3 separate regions of the Homo sapiens genome follow, and regions 1 and 2 are each linked to region 3. The links are chromatin contacts, found by Hi-C or POLR2A ChIA-PET in ENCODE. All regions are on one chromosome and are shown on one strand. Each heading gives the region's core, a stretch centred on a gene start or an enhancer-like site at or near the end of the contact. The rest is flanking DNA. Distances are from core to core; before and after follow the strand shown. Region 1 overlaps RSF1 (remodeling and spacing factor 1). Region 2 holds the start of AQP11 (aquaporin 11). Region 3 overlaps NDUFC2-KCTD14 (NDUFC2-KCTD14 readthrough).

Evidence for each region. Hi-C counts contacts between places; a loop is a spot of excess contacts on that map. ChIA-PET counts read pairs that join two places held with the same protein, here RNA polymerase II (POLR2A). Pooled maps may share reads with other maps.
Region 1: a loop to region 3 is called in a pooled map, with 2.1 times the contacts of the local background. The contact joins two enhancer-like sites. A Hi-C loop is called at or near these places in 3 of 50 pooled maps. POLR2A ChIA-PET finds 5 or more read pairs at or near these places in 3 of 52 experiments (BJ, MCF 10A and activated naive CD4-positive, alpha-beta T cell).
Region 2: a pooled map shows a loop between it and region 3 (4-fold over the local background). The contact joins the promoter of AQP11 here to the enhancer-like site in region 3. A Hi-C loop is called at or near these places in 1 of 168 maps with a recorded cell type or tissue (dorsolateral prefrontal cortex) and 6 of 50 pooled maps. POLR2A ChIA-PET finds 5 or more read pairs at or near these places in 1 of 52 experiments (PC-9).

Annotation. Positions count from the first base shown.
Region 1 is chr11:77,669,834-77,673,739 of GRCh38, forward strand. RSF1 (remodeling and spacing factor 1) reads right to left here. Exons shown (of 16, transcript NM_016578.4): 15 at 2,209-2,397. Among named protein-coding and RNA genes, the nearest start is that of CLNS1A, 34 kb to the left of the region's middle. Within about 2 kb of position 2,623, at least 2 of the 41 ENCODE cell types and tissues checked have a DNase peak (open chromatin) inside an H3K27ac peak, as active enhancers do.
Region 2 is chr11:77,587,915-77,591,608 of GRCh38, forward strand. AQP11 (aquaporin 11) reads left to right here and starts at 2,039. Exons shown (of 3, transcript NM_173039.3): 1 at 2,039-2,697. The coding sequence starts at 2,079. RefSeq lists a silencer at 1,386-2,015.
Region 3 is chr11:78,038,247-78,041,941 of GRCh38, forward strand. NDUFC2-KCTD14 (NDUFC2-KCTD14 readthrough) reads right to left here. Exons shown (of 3, transcript NM_001203262.2): 2 at 418-512. The coding sequence ends at 418. It also overlaps a transcript of KCTD14 not described here. Among named protein-coding and RNA genes, the nearest start is that of KCTD14, 17 kb to the left of the region's middle. RefSeq lists an enhancer at 1,342-2,298 and a silencer at 1,935-1,994. Within about 2 kb of position 1,890, at least 34 of the 41 ENCODE cell types and tissues checked have a DNase peak (open chromatin) inside an H3K27ac peak, as active enhancers do; they include PC-9 and dorsolateral prefrontal cortex, where a contact is called at or near this core.

The sequences.
Region 1 (3,906 bases), core at 1,373-3,872, 370 kb before region 3:
ACTGTATTACAGGGCAGGGTGCAGTGGCTTACACCTGTAATCCTAACACTGTGGGAGGCCAAGGTAGGGGGGATCACTTGAGGCCAGGAGTTTAAGGTCAGCCAGGGCAACACTGCAAGATCTCATCTCTATAAAATAAATTTAAAAATTAGCAGTGTGGTGGCTTATGCCACTTCTAGCCACTTGGGAGGCTGAGGCAGGTGGACTGCTTGAGCACAGCAGATTGAGGCTATGGTGAGCTGTGATTGTGCCACTGCACGCCAGCCAGGGTGAGACCCTGTCTCAAAAACAAAAACAAAAACCTTGCTTTTTTATTTATGTAAGCAGGTGGGCTCTCGTTTGCTGACTGGCCCCCACTGACTTCTTTGCTTCATCTCATTATGTCTGCCTTCACTCATTCTGCTCCAACAACCCTGCACTCCCTTCTGTTTGCTGAACATGACAAGCACAAACATACCTCAAGGCCTTCATATTTATTGTTCCATCTGCCTGTATCATTCTTCTTTTAGATAAGTGCATGACTCACACACAACATTTCTTTCAGGTCTTCACTCAAATGTTTTCTTAGTGAGGATTTCCTTAGTATATTATCTGAAATTCAACTACTTTCCCAACCCCCTTTTCTCCTTTATTTTTTTCCAAAGCACTCATTTCTAATATATCATATATTCTACTTATCTATCTTGTTTATTGTCACCTTCTTCCCAACTAAAATAAGAGTTTCATAAGAGCTATTTTGTTTGCTGTTATATTCCAGTGCTTGGAATAGGGCCTAGCTTAATAAATATTCATATTTAATGGCTTAACTAATGCAATTTATGTTTGTTTCTGTGACACATGAAGGTAAGTACACATTCGAAAAAGATGTTCACTTCCCTTCTTTAGCATCCCACATCCAAACATTTTTTTTCCCTTTCTCTTTTGTCTTGGGCTCAAACTTAAATTCATGTTTAATCTATGAAAGCAAAACAATCTTCAAAACAGGCCATAAAGCCGGGCGCGGTGGCTCACGCCTGTAATCCCAGCACTTTGGGAGGCCAAGGTGGGCGGATAACCTGAGGTCAGGAGTTCGAGACTAGCTTGGCCAACATGGTGAAACCCCATCTCTACTAAAAATACAAAAATTAGCCAGGCTTGGTGGCACATGCCTAAAATCCTAGCTATTGGGAGGCTGAGCCAGGAGAATCGTTTGAACTTGGGAGGCGGAGGTTGCAGTGAGCCAAGATCACACCACTGCACTCCAGCCTGGGTGACAGAGTAAGACTCTGTCACCAAAAAAAAAAAAAAAAAAAAAAAAAAAAAAAAATATATATATATATATATATATATATATATATATATATATTTATATGTATATATGTGTGTATATATATATACACTATATATATATAATTTAAGTAAAACAAAAAAGACTAAATGGATGTAAGAAATTCATATTTTAGAGCTTGTCTTGTACTACTGGTAGGGGGCACAGTTATAGCTATTAGGAAATAATGATTTCGGTTTCCAACTGAAATCATAGTCAAGGTGAAAGAGACAGTAGGCACTTTTATTTGAAACCTTTTAGCTATTAAGGACATAAGAGGTTATTTCAAAATGAGGGCCATGAATAAGGGAGTAAGAAAAAGAAGTAGAATAATCTTGATCAGATCACAATTTTCTGAGACTTTTCTAGTTTCAATGAAAATTTAAATTACAATGGAGATCTTAAAAATTAGCCTCTTATCGAGTATCTTTTATTTAAACTATGGTAGGCACAAGATTATAGGTTTTATCTCAAAGATACTACTGGTTATATGGATTTTTTTTTTTTTTTTTTGAGACACAGTCTTGCTCTGTCACCCAGGGTGGAGTGCAGTGGCACAACCTTGGCTCACTGCAATCTCCGCCTCCCAGGTTCAAGCAATTCTCCTGCCTCAACCTCCTGAGTAGCTAAGATTACAGGCGCGTATCACCACACAGGCTAATTTTTTTATTTTTAGTAGAGACAAGGTCTCACCATGTTGGACAGGCTGGTCTTGAACTCCTGGCCTCAAGTGATCTGCATGCCCTGGCCTCCCAAACTGCCGGGATTACAGGCGTGAGCCACCATGCCTGGCCTGGTTATATGAGTTTCAAAGAATGGTACAGAATCACAATCCTGAGTTCACTTTATAATGTCTATTTTGCCCTGTCCAAACTTCTATATATAGGAGACCTATGCCTTACCTTCACTCTCTGAGCTGGAAAGTCTTCGCTTGTGTACTCGCCTTATTTCTTTACCACGTCGCAAACTCTTCTGGGAACCGTCACTTTCTGAGTCTTCTTTGTAGTTAATTTGTCTTTTCTGATTTCTCCTTGACCGCCTTCGCCGAGTTTCTACAAAATCATCACTAAAATCATCACTGAAGTCACTTTCTATTTTAAAAAAAGGAAGAACAAAGTACAAAATTTAAGTCTATTTAGAAATGTAGCTTAGGTTATAAAAATGAAAAGCTACCAAGCAGAGTTCAGTCATAAATATTTTTAAGTGAACAGTAACTTTTATGAGTCTCATTTTATTTGAGAGAGTATCTCACTATCACACAGGCTGGAGTGCAGTGGCATGAACATGACTCACTACAGCCTCAACCTCCTGGGCTCAAGAGATCCTTTGGCCTCAGCTGCCCCAGTAGCTAAAGCTAGGATCACAGGCATATGCACTACCACTCCTGGCTACCTACCAAAGTGTTGAGATTACCACATGCCTGGCCTTTAAGTCTCCCTTAAAAAAAAAAAAAATGACTCAATCTGTGCAGGTTTTTAATGCCAAACCTCACAATATATACTCTTAGCGGTGAATCCTCAAGATTAGAAAATGTTTTATCCTTTTTAGTTTGTTTGTTTTTGAGACAGAGTCTCACTATGTCGCCCAGGCTGGAGTGCAGTGGCATGATCTTGGCTCACTGCAAACTCCACTTCCCGGGTTCAAGCAATTCCCCTGCCTCAGCCTTCCGAGTAGCTGGGACTACAGGTACCCGCCACCACATCTGGCTAATTTTTGTATTTTTAGTAGAGATGGGGTTTCGCCATGTTGGCCAGGCTGGTCTTGAATTCCTGGCCTCAAGTGATCCGCCTGCCTCGGCCTCCCAAAGTGCTGGGATTACAGGTGTGAGCCACCACACCCAGCCTAAATGTTTTATACTTTTTTAGAAATAGTCCTTACTGCAGTCGACCTACAGCTACCTGGTCAGGTACACAGCTGCCATGACTGCTCTTCTTGGTAGACGGCTACCACAAATCCGCCTCCTGATAATATGCTGTTCTACCTGTCACTATAGTCATAATGTATTGCAGAGGTTATGCCCTCTAACCAAAGAAAACTCATGAATCTGTTCCACATAAATACAGAACTCAAGATATATTTTTGACTCTTCTCCATAAAGAATACAAATCTGCTAAATAAAGCACACAGACCTAGTTAAACTTGCAAAGCACTGCTAAATAGCATTGTTCCTGTCATCTCTGATCAATAAGCCAGAGTGAGGCTGTGGCATTATGTCACAGCTGTTTTTCAGAATGTTAAATTCCACCGAAGTACGACATTCAAGCTTGTTATTCTTTTGTGGATTTCAAACATTTCAAAATAGCTAGCCAATAGGTTGAAGTGGTTCTCATTGGCCAAATTTGGGACAAATGGAGCCTAAATAGTGATGGGAATGTAGTATATCCACTGATCAGAATAAGAATCCACGAGTTTACACTGTCATAAATAAACAAACATATGGAGGAGAAGGGAAATGTTCTTCCTTACAGAACAACAATAAATAAATATAACAGAAATGACAGAGTTAGAATTATCCACAGGAACTAAAACTAGCAGGTGAAATATAAGGAAAAGGATATTTAAATAGTCTCAAATTCCCACAAATTACTTATTAATTATAA
Region 2 (3,694 bases), core at 789-3,288, 450 kb before region 3:
TTTAAATTCTTTCTGGCCAGGCAATCAACACAGGAAAGAGAAAAGGTCTTGATTTTCTACTAGTTTGTGTCTTGTGAAAGAATTTTTTTTTTTTTTAGACGAAGTCTCACTCTGTTGCTCAAACTGGAGTGCAGTGGCACTGTCTTGGCTCACTGCAACCTCCACCTCCCGGGTTCAAGGGATTCTCTTGCCTCAGCCTCCCGAGTAGCTGGGACTACATGTGCGCACCACCATGCCCAGCTAATTTTTGTATTTCTAGTAGAGACGGGGTTTCACTATGTTGGCCAGGCTGGTCTTGAACTCCTGACCTCGTTATCCGCCTGCCTCGGACTCCCAAAGTGCTGCACCTACAATGGGCCACCCCAGGGGACAAGCTGTTGGGACTGGAATGCGGTGGCAAGAGCCGTGCACTCTGGCTGCTGAAACCTGCTGTTTCCACTGTAAGCTACCACTTAGTGAATATTTTCTACGTATTGGGAACTGTACTAAGTGGCTTTCATGTTTTGTTTTTTGTTTGTTTGACTGGTTTGTTGTTGTTGTTGTTGTTGTTGTTGTTGTTTTTGAGACGGAGTTTCGCTCTTGTTGCCCAGGCTGGAGTACAATGGCGCGATCTAGGCTCACCACAACCTCTGCCTCCCGGGTTCAAGCGATTCTCCTGCATCATCCTCCCGAGTAGCTGGGATGACAGGCATGCGCCACCATGCCCGGCTAATTTTGTATTTTTAGTAGAGACGGGGGTTTCTCATGTTGGTCAGGCTAGTCTCGAACTCCCGACCTCCGGTGATCCGCCCGCCTCGGCCTCCCAAAGTGCTGGGATTATAGGCGTGAGCCACCGCGCCCAGCCGCGCCCGGTTTTTGTTGTTGTTTTTGTTTCTAAAAACAGCGTCTCGCTCTGTGGCCCAGGCAGGGGTGCAGTGGCGCGATCTCAGCTCACTGCAGCCTGGAACTCCTGGGGTCAAGCGGTCTTCCCACCTAAGCCTCTCCGTGCTGGGACTCCGGACGCGCTCCACCTCACGCAGCCGTATTCCTGCTTTCAAAGCAGATGGAAGAGGTGCGCCAGGACCCCCAGTTCTTGGAAACAGACCTCTCCAGTTACCTGTTGTTTCCTCTTCACGAAGAGTGCATGTAACAGTAAGACACAACTGTTTCATATTATACGTAAAGAGTTCATGCCAAAGGTTATAGACAGTCACATGCTAAAACTAGGCTACACTTTGAAGAATCACCGCTCAAGTTCTGGAAAAAAGAGGTGACTGTTGAACAACACTGTGAGGGTAATCGATGCCACTGAAATATACACTTAAATTGATTAAAGTGGCGAATTTTATCTGGCATATATTACCACCATTTTTAGAAATGTTTTTTGGCAGGTGAAGAAAAGCAAGGCTCCAGGAGGCCCTGCGCACCGGTCTACGCCCACTAACTCACCCGCCCCCTGCGCCGCGTCTCCCCTCTCAATTTCAGTCGCCCATTGATAAAAACGAGGTGGCTATGTGAGATGGCCTTCAGCGGTCTTTCCAGCTCCACGGTTTTACAGTGTGGAGCGGGGAAAGAAAAACTCTAAGGTCCTCGCTGCAAAGCAACCATCAGAGCTCCGCCGCGCCGTGCCGCTCCTCTCCGCCCCGTGGTCCGGGTGTCACCGCCCGCAGGGGCGCAAGGGCCGCAGCACGCGTGCGCAGTGGGCACCAAGAGCGCTGCGTCGACCGCGCCGCGCCGGCCCTCCGCCGCCGCGCCCGCCTACAAGGCCCTGAGGGAGACTGCGGAGGGTGAGTGCGCGGTGGGCTCGGCTGACCGTTGGCCCTGCGGCCGGCGCCCTAGGCTACCTCCCTTCGCCTCCCCGCGCCTCCCCGCGCCTCCCCGCCTCCCCGCCTCCCCGCCTCCTCGGCTCTGGTTCCAACACCCCAGCGCCAAGCCGGGGAGGCGGGGAGGACTTCTTAAGTGTGCCGCTCGGGAGCCTCCCGCTCGTCCCGCCCCGAGGGGCGTGAGGAGGGGAGGGGCTGCGGACTTCGGACTCGGGCCTGGAGACCGCCTCCTACCCAGAGCCGGAGCCCGCAACCCGCTCAGGCGGCGACGGAGCCATGTCGCCGCTGCTGGGGCTCCGGTCCGAGCTGCAGGACACCTGCACCTCGCTGGGACTGATGCTGTCGGTGGTGCTGCTCATGGGGCTGGCCCGCGTAGTCGCCCGGCAGCAGCTGCACAGGCCGGTGGCCCACGCCTTCGTCCTGGAGTTTCTAGCCACCTTCCAGCTCTGCTGCTGCACCCACGAGCTGCAACTGCTGAGCGAACAGCACCCCGCGCACCCCACCTGGACGCTGACGCTCGTCTACTTCTTCTCGCTTGTGCATGGCCTGACTCTGGTGGGCACGTCCAGCAACCCGTGCGGCGTGATGATGCAGATGATGCTGGGGGGCATGTCCCCCGAGACGGGTGCGGTGAGGCTATTGGCTCAGCTGGTTAGTGCCCTGTGCAGCAGGTACTGCACAAGCGCCTTGTGGAGCTTGGGTCTGACCCAGTATCACGTCAGCGAGAGGAGCTTCGCTTGCAAGAATCCCATCCGAGTCGACTTGCTCAAAGCGGTCATCACAGAGGCCGTCTGCTCCTTTCTCTTCCACAGCGCTCTGCTGCACTTCCAGGAAGTCCGAACCAAGCTTCGTATCCACCTGCTGGCTGCACTCATCACCTTTTTGGTCTATGCAGGTTTGTCATTCTCACCAAATACTTGGCACTTCCAGAGCCTCTATGACATGAGGCTGTAAGTTCTTTACTAAAATACATTTGAAACCGTCTATCCCGCTATGATGTAAATGCTGGTATCCCCGTTATTCTAACCATTTTGCAGCCCGTTCTTAACCAGTAGGGCCGACACGTAGAGCCTTCATGCAGTGCTGCTTTGAACACCCAGAGAAAGGAGCCACCTCTGTGCTGAAACTGAGATACTGTGAGATATTGCCAAGGGTTCAGATATCCTACAAAGGGATTGTTTTAATGGTAGAAAGGAAAGATAACTTATTAACTGCCTCTTTCTTCATGCCAAGGTGGTATAGATCGTTTCGGATACTCTTACTGAAAAATGATCCTGGCTTTACAAAGTTCCTTTCGATTTAAAGCACAAGGCACATGATTGGTTAGTATAAGAGCGGAGGGTAGAAATTTTGTAGTTCCATTTTAGTCCTATAAATGATTTAAAGTCATTTCTTATTTCCTTAATAATTCATTTTGAGTTATGAAATTTCTTATTTCCTTAATAATTCATTTTGAGTTATACATGAACTTTTAAGTGACCTATTAAGAAAAATGTTTAAATGATAACTTGCTTCAAATTAAAGATGCTTTTTAAAATATAACTCTTGAGAAATCTGTTGATTTCTTTTAAACCATTTGTTTACTTTGACAGATCTCAGATGCAGTGGGCAATCTAGTCCTAAGTGGGAGGAGGAAATCCAAAACACAAGTATTTAATGATGAAATGTGTCATTTTAAATGATTACAACAGAATATCTTTATTGGGACTACATCTAAATTATAAAAGACTGTGGAGGCAGAAATAACAACAAAGGAAATTTGTGGTAATAATCTTCTGCCCATTAAAAGTGAAACAATGACTAGAAGCAAACTTCAAGATAAGGACTCCTAAACACGTACTTGACCTTCTAGGGTAAAAATGAAAGCCTTCAGCCGGGCGCGGTGGCTCACG
Region 3 (3,695 bases), core at 640-3,139:
TGCCTTCTCTGAGACATCTTTTGAAGCCCCATAGGCCTTTCCCTGGTCCAGTTCGAGTGAGAGGTTCTCGCATCCTCTCCCTATTCTTACCCCAAACCTCTTTCTCAGGCCATGCTGATGGCCTCTGGCCTGCAGGGCCAATTTTCTGGTGCCCAGGACCACGTGCAAACAATTATTGTTTACCAACTGTCCACTGTCACTCAGAAGGGCATCTCCCATGGCCTGGACCCAGGACCTCTCCCAACTTGTCCTCCTTGGGTTCCTGGAGAGGAATCAACCGCACCCCATCTGGCTCCCCGCTCACTGGCTCCCCAGCCCAAGTGCGTAGGCCCCAGCTGGTTACCCCAAGTGAACAGCTTCTCCACCATCTCACACAGCCCAGACACCTGGACCCAAGAGAGGGGGTGACCTGCATACCTAATGGGTGGTGGCAGCAGAACTCCCCACAGCAAACACAGCAGGGGTGTCAGAGAGGGATCCTGGGGACAAGCAACAGAGGCCAATGTCACCCCCTGAAACAGAAAGAGAATTTCTTAGAAGACTATCAGTGTTCACAAAGGACGAGGACCAGGAGTTCAGAGGGCCCAGGCCAGGAGCCTGACTGGAGCCACACTGCAGAACTGGATGGCTACTGCTGCTGTGGTCACGGTCAGGCCCGGATGTACCAGGGGCTGCCAGCAAAAGAATCCCATCTCTTGCAAGGGATTCCATAGCGGGAGCAAGGGCCAGGAATTGGCGCCCTGCCTAAAACTCATGGGAATTTCCCCAGAAGGGAGAATATGGGGCTAGGAGGGAAGGAGTAGAGTCTGGACTTTAGATTACAAAAAAAAAAAAAAAAACACAAAAAAACAGGTGTCTCTGACCACAGGGTTGGGCTGAACTGAATTTCAAGAGGACCTTGAACTGGGACAGGGTTGGTGCCACCCCTACTACATATATATCCACTAACAAAACTTGAATCATGCCATTTAAAATATTTATTTAACCAGGCCAGGTGCGGCAGTTCATGCCTGTAATCCCAGCACTTTGAGAGGCCGAGGCAGGCAGACCGCTTGAGCCCAGGAGTTCAAGACCAGCCTGGAAAATGTGGAGAGATCCCATCTCTACAAAAAATACAAAAAAAATAAATAAAATTAGCCAGGTGTGGTGGTGTGCTCCTGTAATCCCAGCTACTCAGGAGGCTGAGGCGGGAGGATTGCTTGAGCCCCAGTAGTTGAGGCTGCAGTGAGCCATGATCTCACCACTGTACTCCAGCTTGGGTGACAGAGCAAGACTCTGTCTCAAAAAGAAAAAAAAAAAGAAAAGATTTATTTAAACATGTATGAGCCTGGGGCAACATGGTGAAACTTTGTCTCTACAAAAGAAAAAAAAATAGCTAGGCATGTTGATATGTGTCTGTAGCCCCAGTTAATCAGGAGACTGAGGTGGGAGGATCACTTGAGCCCAGGTGGTTGAGGCTGCAGTGAGCCAGTCTGGGAGACAGAGTGAGACCCTGTCTCAAAAAAAAAAAAAAAGTGTACTCATTTTTTCCACCTGGTATCGTGACGATTTCCCCCATATGAAGGGCTCTTCTGTACCACTTTTTAAAATGGCGACAGAGCATTGTGTTGTATGAATGTATCATAAATCTACTAAGCCACATTTTACTTCTTTCTTCTCTCCTTCCTTCTGTATTTTTTCTCTCTTTCTCTACTATAATAGTGCTGCAGTGAGCATCCTTGATAGCTAAGGCACTGTGCAAGGAGTAGGCACTTTTTTGAGCTCTTATTCAGTGTTTCCAAATTACTAAGAAAGCTGTGCCCACCATCCAGGCACACAGAGTGTGGCTGCCCTGTTTATGTTTTTGCCCCATGTTCAGAGTCTGACCTCCAACAGACTTCCGGGGCTGCAGGCAAGGGCTGAAACCAGAGCTGGCCGCTGGCCAGGAGCTGAGAACCAAGCCAAGGCTGCCCCCGTTTCCCGTGTCATGTCTTCCTGGAATCTGAAGTACGGGCATTTTTTCTGGCTGATTCAAAGTACCCTCAGAAACTCACTTCCTGCTCCATGTTCTTTTTCCTTTCTCCTGTCTTCTCCTTCTCTCTTCCTTGTCTCTTTTCTTTCTTTCTTTCTTCTTTTTTTCCTTTCTGTTTCCTCTTTCTCCCTCCACTTCTTCCTGTGTCTCTTCTCTCTTTAACTCTGCTCCTCTTTCTCTCTGGCTCTTTTCTCTTTGTGTGTCTCTCTGCTGTTTTCTTCCTCTTTTGCCTTCTTTCTGCACCTTTTAATTTTCTCCGCCTGGAATCCAGCCTCATTTCTGTGTCTTTTCTCTGTCTCTTCGGTGGCTGTCTGTCCTCCATCCACCACTCCTGTTCTGTGAGTCATCCCTTCCCCAGGGAGAGAAGGCAACCAACATTCTCCTTGCTAGGCCTTGATTTTTTATTTTATTTTATTATTTTTTTTTTTTTGAGATGGAGTTTCACTCTTGGCCCCCAGTCTGCAGTGCAATGGCGTGATCTTGGCTCACTGCAACCTCCGCCTTCCGGGTTCAAGCAATTCTTCTGCCTCAGCCTCCCAGTAGCTAGGACTACAGGTACGCATCACCACGCCCGGCTGATTTTTGTATTTTTAGTAGAAATGGGGTTTCACCATGTTGGCCAAGCTGGTCTCCAACTCCTGACCTCAGGTGACCCGCCCGCCTCAACCTCCTGAAGTGCTGGGATTATAGGTGTGAGCCACCGCGCCCGGCCACTAGGACTTAATTTGAATGGAAGGTGATTTTGCCTCTCACAAAGGACAAAGCTAACAGATCTCCGAAGTGGGAGTTGCCTGGTAAGCCAGGTTGACCCAGGCACTCTGGGCTTCAAGGATTGGGAGACACACAGTCTGTCAAGCTTCCATTAGAGGCTCTATCACCCCAGGGGCCAGCACACTGGGTCTGATGACTCACCAGGGCGGCACTGGCGCAGTGGCAGCAGGATGTAGGTAGGGGCACTGGAGTTTATGATGTTGCTGCAGGGAGCAAACCTACTGTGTGTGGGTGGGCTCAGGGCTGGATGCTGGAGACCCAAGAACACAGCAGACCCAGTCTGCATGAAACTGAGAGACTGGACTAGCTGGATTTCCTAGGCCGACTAAGAATCCCTAAGCCTAGCTGGGAAGGTGACCGCTTCCACCTTTAAACACAGGGCTTACAACTTAGCTCACATGGGACCAATCAGATAGTAAGGAGAGCTCACTAAAATGCTAATTAGGCAACAACAGGAGGTAAAGAAATAGCCAATCATCTGTTGCCTGAGAGCACAGCGGGAGGGACGATGATCAGGATATAAACCCAGGCACTGGAGCCGGCAATGGCAACCCCCTTTGGGTCCCCTCCCTTTGTATGGGAGCTCTGTTTTCACGCTATTTCACTCTATTAAATCTTGCAACTGCACTCTTCTGGTCCATGTTTGTTACGGCTCGAGCTGAGCTTTCGCTCACCATCCACCACTGCTGTTTGCCACTGACTCCCATCCCTCCGGATCTGGCAGGGTGTCCTCTGTGCTCCTGATCCAGCGAGACTCCCGTTGCCACTCCCAATCGTGCTAAAGGCTTGCCATTGTTCCTGCACAGCTAAGTGCCTTGGTTCATCCTAATCGAGCTGAACACTAGTCACTGGGTTCCACGGTTCTCTTCCGTGACCCACGGCTTCTACTAGAGCTATAACACTCACCGCATGG